Regions from separate parts of the Homo sapiens genome. Here region 2 is linked to region 1. A link is an interaction called in ENCODE POLR2A ChIA-PET data of the cell type or tissue named here. Cell type or tissue: Panc1. All regions are shown on one strand. Each heading gives the region's core, and the rest is flanking DNA. Links, peaks and the distances in the headings are about the cores only.

Region 1 (4,168 bases), core at 766-3,265:
AAGCGAGGGAGGAATCTGATGTCCAATCCTTTCTCTTTAGGCCAAGTCAAATGCGTGCTGAGAACTGGCCATTGGGCTTGGCAGCCCAGTGCCGTGGGTGATGTGACGGGGACCAAGACATGATTGGGGCAGCATGTGTAGTAGGCACAGTGCTTTCAAGTTTTCTGTCAAGTAGGGCAGAGTAAGGGTGGTAGCTGGGAAAGTCATATGGTCAGAGGATGTTTTGTGTATTTGCTTGTTTGAAGGTGGAGCTATTATAGCATGTGAGTGTGATGAGGGGTGGCTGATCTGCTGAATAATCCAGCAGAGAGAGGGGCAATGGGAGAAGCAGTTGAATACTGGTCACTAGACAACAGTAGCACACCCCAGGGCTCCCTGAGGAAGCACTTGTTCCATTTCTCTGTAGCCACATTTTACTTCTTGGAAAATTCCAAAGAGTGTCCTCATCTGTCCTGCTCTCCAGATGGCTCTGTTCTCTTCCCAGCTTCACTGCCTGTGACCTGGAGTTACCCACTGACAACGGCAGCTGGGCCGGGTCATTCCAGAGCCTGCCTTCCAAGCTTCCCTTGTGCCTGGCATGTGGGCCTGGAGCCTCCCGCCTGAGTGCAGACCCCACCTCTCCCGCGGTGCGGCTCCAGCAGCTTCCTCCAGCTCTTAGTGCTTTGGTTTCCTCCTCTGTAAATGGAGATAATGACCTTACCTGTTATAGGGTTTTCATGAGGAAGATGTTTGAAATATTGAGAACAGCTTTCAGAACATTCTGAAGGGTTTAGTTGGTATTGTCGTTGCTGTCCGTGCAGGAAGCTGTGCCTGGAGCAGGCTTTCTAAGACACATGCAAGTGCTAGGAGGTGGAGTGTGGGGATCCAGTCCACCCCAGGCAGCCTGTGCCAGGAAACATTTAAACAGGCCCCTGGGGGTAAAAGCTGTCCCTCCATCTCATTTTGCTTGTTGAAACCCTTAAATGATTTAGGGAATAGAAGAAGCAGCAGCATCTCATAGTGGAAAGATTTCAATATTAATGTCTAATTCAACCTCCAACTGTATTCACAATTCCAGCCGCTGAAGTCCCTTACCTGCTGACATACCTCCTCTGCCAAGAAGCTCACTGCCTTCCACAGCACATCCATCATTCTTCATCAGCAGTTCCTGCGAGAAAGTTGTTCCTCCCAGTGAGCTAAAATCGCCTCCCTTTGATTACCAACTCCCATCTTTGCTGTCTCACCCCAGTTAAACACCTCCCTATGGGGCCATATAACCAGGTACCTGCCTCTACCCTTGAGTCTTGGAGACAGTGACCTTATTCCCTTGTGTCTTTTCTTCTCCAGGCTGTAGTCTGGAGCCTGTGGAGTAGGGAGATACTGGCACCTCCCCAGTGAGATCTCAACTATTATGACCTAAGCTGTAGTCACGCGGTCTCACATTGAAGCAAGAATCCCCACCCGGGGGTTTTCACACTGGTTGCTGCTAAGCAACGTGCCCATTCTCGGCTTGCACTGGGGGACCCTGAATGCAGGATTTTATGAATCAGAGTCATGGGCTCAAAAAACACGAAATTCCAGGGTTAGCCCTGGCTTTAGGCAAAGCCTGATCCAGCAGCTCAACTGATGTTACTAAGGGTCCTGTTTCTTTTGCCGTCATCTTTGGGCTCTATCTGCAGCCCCCAAGCATCTCCGGACGGCCCCCTCAGAGGCACAACTTCCCGCTTCGTCGGTCATCATGCTCCGCGCCCTCAGGCAGTCAGCGAAACGCCGGAAACGCCTGCAGACGCCTGCAGACGCTCCTTGTGTTTCATTGGCTACCCGTGCAGCCCTGGGCCACTCACGGTGGCCAGGGTGGGGTTATGCTGATGAGCACGGGGAGGCCCCGCGGGCGGCGGCGGTGCTCGCAGCCGAGGTGCCGGCGGGGAGCTGGCCATGGGGAGGCGCTGCAGGGGGCCCCGGCGCCCGTGCCCCGTTTGGGCTGTGCGCGCTGCCGGCTGGCTCCCCTCTTGGGCTCGCGGGCCCTCCAAGTGCCAAGTCCACCTGACGGAGCCCGGGCCGGGAGCCCGCGCCCCTCACCTGCCCAGACTCTCCGCGGGGGCTCACCCCAGTCACGCGGATCAGCCGCGGGAGGCTCCCTGCCTGCCCCTCCTGGGTGCTGCAGGGCTTCCACCTGCGCAGTGAGAGGCTCAGCAAGGGGCCATGGCTCCGAATGGCACCTCCCGAGCAGGGGTCTTTGTGTTCCAATAATATTTGGTCATAGGAAGTCCACTCAGCGAGTCCATGTAAAACATGTAAAATGGGGACTCAGGGCGGGTGCGGTGGTCCACGCCTGTAATCTCAGCACTTTCTGGGGCCGAGGCGGGCGGATCACCTCAGGTCAAGAGTTCGAGACCAGCCTGGGCAACATGGAAACCTCGACTCTACTAAAAATACAAAAGTTAGCCGGGCATGGTGGCGGGCGCCTGTAGTCCCAGCTACTTGGGAGGCTGAGACATGACAATCGCTTGAACCCAGGAGGTGGAAGTTGCAGTGAGCTGAGATCGCGCCACTGCACTCCACCCTGAGTGACAGAGCAGGACTCAATCTCAGTAAATAAATAATAAAATAAAAATAAAATGGGGACTCTTTGGAGATTGAAAAATAAAGCTACAATGTATGAAAATGAGTTGTCATACTATTTAATAAGACCAGGTAATATTTTCAGCCATTTCATTCTTTTTTTTTTTTTTCTTTTTTGAGATGGAGCCTCACCTTTTCACCCAGGCTGCAGTACAGTGGTGCGATCTAGGTTACGGCAACCGCCACCTCCTGGGTTCAAGCTATTCTCCCGCCACAGCCTCCTGAGTAGCTGGGATTACAGGTGCCCGCCACCACACCCAGCTAATTTTTGTATTTTTAGTAGAGATGTGGTGTCACCATGTTGGCCAGGCTGGTCTCTAACTCCTGACCTCAAGTGATCCATCTGCCTCGGCCTCCCAAAGTGCTGGGATTACAGGTGTGAACCACCGTGCCCAGTCTAGCCATTTCATTCTTAAAAAAAATAATCTCCATGACTGGAGTACAGTGCTCTCATTCTTAGACCAAACACAGAATGACTTAGGACTTTTATTCCTTTTGGAGTGATTTTTCCAACAAAACTGTGAGAACACAGTGGTGCACGCTTACCTTTATGGGTTTTGTTTTTTTGTTTTTGGAAGTTTTCTTTTTGCAGCTTTACCATGAGGAGGGTCCCTTTTGCAAAAATATCTCAGGCCTTTGTTGGCTTTTCTTTTTTCTTTTTTTTTTCTTTTCTTTTGAGACAGAGTCTTGATCTGTCGTGAGGCTGGAGTGCAATGGCATGATCTCAGCTCACTGCAACCTCCGCCTCCCAGGTTCAAGCGATTCTCCTGCCTTGGCCTCCCGAGTAGCTGGGATTACAGGCACGTGCCACCACACCCAGCTAATGTTTCTATTTTTAGTAGAGATGGGGTTTCACCATGTTGGCCAGGCTGGTCTCAATCTCTTGACCTCGTGATCCACCCGCCTTGGCCTCCCAAAGTGCTAGGATTACAGGCGTGAGCCACTGTGCCCAGCCTCATTGGCTTTTTTAAAGGTTTTCTTCGTGCAGCAGAGCACTCTCCTGATGCTCCTGGCTGGTGCTCATCCTGCTGGTTTTCACTTCCTCGGTTGTATTCCAGTCCAGCCCTGCCACAGCCCCGCATCAGTGGCTCTGCCTGCGATTCGAGTTCTCCCGTGTCCCCCTGACCAACACCACTCGGCCTCCCCTTTTCCAAGATGTGGTTTTGCTTCATATTGGGTTCTATCGGGTTGTTACGACGAGATGGATGAGGGACAGATGCTAGTATAAAGTGGCCAGTTTAATAAGTGGCCCATTTATTAGTGAATATTTGCATGTTATGATAGATTTTTCTTTCTCCCCTATCTTGTAACTGCAGGGAAATGGAAAATGAATATTCAAAAGGTCAGGCCCTTAAAATATCAAGAAAAGTGATTGGTGGGGTGTAATGTAGGTTCCCCAAAGCCCAGAGAAGGGAGATGTTTCAATTAAAGGCTTTCGGGGGCAAGGAACAGAAATGCAATTTAAACTAGTTGGGTGTGGTGACTCACATCTGAAATCCCAGTGCTTTTGGAGGCCAAGGCGCTGGAGGATCTCTTAAGACCAGGAGTTTGAGAACAGCCTGGGCAA
Region 2 (3,334 bases), core at 1-2,500, 130 kb before region 1:
CTGAAGGACCTGTAGGGAGGAAGTGTTCTCGGGTCCTGTGCTTCTCATCCTAGCACAGAGGAATGAGGCATGTGGTCTGGCTGGCTGTAGAGTGCAAGGCACATCGAGGTGGGAGATTGGACCAGTGGGAACCTTTGAGCAGGGTCCTTTGTCCTATGGACTGTCCCTGTAATTCTTTGAGCATCCTAGTGATGTTTTTAGCCCCCAAGTGGCGGTTCTGCCTTATTAGAGTTGGCCAGTCACTACAACTTGCCTCCCTTACGCTTTTTCTCGAGTTGGTCACCTGAATTCTGCAGAGGTTAAAGGGACAGGCAAGCAGTGTGTAGAAGGCAAGGTAGACCTTCAAGGTTCAAAGGGATAGACCACACACATGTGTGCCATTTGTGTTTACCCTCAGGCCCTTTTGATATAAAATTATAAAGGCCAAGGATGCTGCTAAGCATCTGACAATCCACAGGACAGACCCCCAAAACAGAAAACAATCCATTCCAAAATGTTACAGTGCCACAGTGGAAAAGCTCTGTCCTGGAGTCCTCTGGATACTGGGCAGTGGGTCACACTATAGTTGTTGCATTTATAAAGACCTACAGCTGTGATGGAAGATTCTCACTACATGTTAATTGATTCGATGTGTGTGTAGATATCTTCATATTTAAAGTATATATCTACATATGCTTGTATGCCTAGAAAAAGTGTGGATGGAAGGATATACACAGAAATGCGCTTTCTGAGGCACAAGATTGCGAGCTTTTTTTTTTTTTTTTTTTGAGACAGGGTCTCACTCTGTCATCCAGGCTGGAGTGCAGTGGTGTGGTCATAGCTCACTGTAGCCCTGAATTCCTCGGGCTCAAACAATCCTCCCACCTAAGCCTTCCAAGTAGCTGGGACTACAGGCGTGCGCCGCCATGCCTGGTGAATTTTTTTTATTTTGTAGAGCTGGGGTCCTGCTATGTTGCCCAGGCTAGTCTTGAATTCTTGGAACCAAGCAATCCTCCCACCTCAGCCTCCCAAAGCGCCGGGATTACAGGCGTGAGCCACTGTGCCCAGCCCTCGATTTTTGTTTACTTTGTACCTTTCTGTATTGTGATTTTTTTTTTTTTTTTTTTTTTGAGACAGAGTCTCTCTCTGTTGCCCAAGCTAGAGTGCAGTGGTGCGATCTTGGCTCACTGCAATCCCTGCCTCCCAAGTTCAAGTGATTCTCATGCCTCAGCCTCCTGAGTAGCTGGGACCACAGGCACACACCACCACACCTGGCTAATTTTTGTATTTTTAGTAGAGACGGGGTTTTGCCATGTTGGCCAGGCTGGTCTCGAACTGTTGACCTCAGGTGATCTGCCTGCCTCAGCCTCCCAAAGTACTGGGATTACAGGTGTGAGCCACCATGCCCGGCCTGTATTGTGATTTTTTTTTTTAATATGGTGATCTGGCATTACTTTATAATCAGAAGAAAAAAAAAAGCCAATGAAGCCTTAATGGGAGGAATCTAGGGCTGGGCTGTGATTGACGCTGGTCCATCTCTCCTAGGTGGCCTGGGCTTCTCCAACACCATGTACTCAAGACTAGGGGAGATCATCAGCATGGATGGGTCCATCACTGTGACCCTGGCAGCGCACCAGGCTATTGGCCTCAAGGTCAGGTATCTGGGGATTCTGTGTGGTGCTCTCTGTAGGTCTTCTGGAGTCACATGGAGGCATAGAGGCCAGAGGCTTGCTCCCTCTGAATTGGGCCTGATATCTGACCTTCAGCCCTGCCCTTCAGTTCCCTCACTCTGGCCACACCTCATGGTGCTCAATCCTCACACACTGCCCACATGCGCAGTGGCCTTTGGGTCGCATGTCCCTTCCTTCTGAATCCACCTCCTGTCCCCATTGCCTCTGATCCACCCTTCAAGGCCCAGGTAGGGTGCCACTGCCTTCGCCTTGGGCTGGAAGTGGTCTCTCCTGAGCCTTCGTCCTTCAGCCTGAGCATGCCCCCACTCTTTATGCAAGCCACCTTCTCCCCACTGGGCTTGGAGCACCTTAGGGCAGGCCCAGGGTCAACCGCCCTTACTGGCAATCTCATTACTCAGATTATTTCTGCTTAATGTTGACATCAAAGAGAGCTGAATGCACACCATGCTCGGCTCCCCCACCCCAGAGAGCGCACACATTCATGCAGATGTTTAGTGAAGAGGGGGACTGTCTTTGTGGCACTGGGAGGGCAGCAGGTGGGACAGCCCTGACACTGAGCACCTTCTTTAGGATAGGCTTGGTTCCAGCACTCCTGTGTCTTCACATTGCATCATCCAGACCCTGTCAGTGGGTGGGAGTGGCCCAGTTTGTGGATGACAAGATGGAGGAGGCTTTCTTTGGAAAGGGATATCCTTTGCCCAAGACCACTAGTCTGGGAAATGAAGGAACTGATATGAAAGTTTTGGACACAGACTGCAAAGCACTGTGGGTTGCACAGGCTCACGGCACTGGCATGTGCGCCCTGACCGTCTCCTCAGCAGCTTGGCTCCCTGGGCTCTGCCTGTGGCCGCTTGCTCTGAGTTCTTGCTGTCTTCTCTTGCCCGAAGTAAATATTTGCCTCAGAAAGGAAATGTTTCACAAACACCTCATGCTCTCCTTTCTCCCCACAGCTGACATTAGTCTGTGTCTGTTTTGTTTAGGGGATCATCTTGGCTGGCACTGAGGAGCAGAAAGCCAAATACTTGCCTAAACTGGCGTCCGGGGAGCACATTGCAGCCTTCTGCCTCACGGAGCCAGCCAGGTCTGTCTCTGCACAAAACGTTATCCCTCAGCAGCTGTGATGTTGCCCAAGATTCACTGGGGCAAGGGGCTGTTGGTTTTGTTGAGTAGCTGACTTTTCCTTCTTTCCAAAATCTTGCAAAGAATCAACTCAGCAACTGTTCTTGCCATTCCTCTTATCTTGACCTTATTTCTCTGTCCCAGTGAGACTTGCAAGTGAGATACCACGCTTGACAGCACTTATTAAATAAATTTTTGTGGTTTACAACACACCTTGACATACAATATAGTAATAACGTTCCGGCTTCAAAGCACCTTTCAGAATATATAGCGTGGGTGGTACTGCTCCCACTTACACATTAGGAGCTGAGGTTCAGTGAGGCTGTGTGATCTGCTGGATGGAGCAGGGCTGCGGCAGCACTCGGGACTCTGATGATAAGTCCATCACCTGGACCATCCTCCATCCTGCTTCACTTTGCATGAGAACCTGGGAACAGTCATCCTTCCTGGGGTGCCCAGAACTCATCCTCACAGGACCTCAGATGAGCCCATTGCAAGCACCCATTTCCATGTTTAAACCTAAGCCCAAGTTGTTTTCACTGCCG

What was found. Peaks named below come from ENCODE experiments on the same cell type or tissue, not always from the same donor. Only the 100,000 strongest peaks of a DNase experiment are listed, where the experiment ranks them.
Region 2: POLR2A ChIA-PET joins it to region 1 with 11 read pairs; 3 of 35 experiments call an interaction of 5 or more read pairs at or near these places.

Annotation. Positions count from the first base shown.
Region 1 is chr3:129,025,385-129,029,552 of GRCh38, forward strand. All of the region lies in intron 2 of EFCC1 (EF-hand and coiled-coil domain containing 1), which reads left to right. It also overlaps a transcript of CFAP92 not described here. Among named protein-coding and RNA genes, the nearest start is that of EFCC1, 26 kb to the left of the region's middle. RefSeq lists a silencer at 1,692-2,181. In Panc1, for the core only: a CTCF peak has its summit at 1,914; a DNase peak (open chromatin) is centred at 1,827; H3K4me3 peaks cover 1,379 bases; H3K27ac peaks cover 898 bases.
Region 2 is chr3:128,893,786-128,897,119 of GRCh38, forward strand. It overlaps ACAD9 (acyl-CoA dehydrogenase family member 9), which reads left to right. Exons shown (of 18, transcript NM_014049.5): 4 at 1,525-1,631; 5 at 2,651-2,751. Among named protein-coding and RNA genes, the nearest start is that of ACAD9, 16 kb to the left of the region's middle. In Panc1, for the core only: no CTCF peak of the experiment used is centred there; no DNase peak of the experiment used is centred there.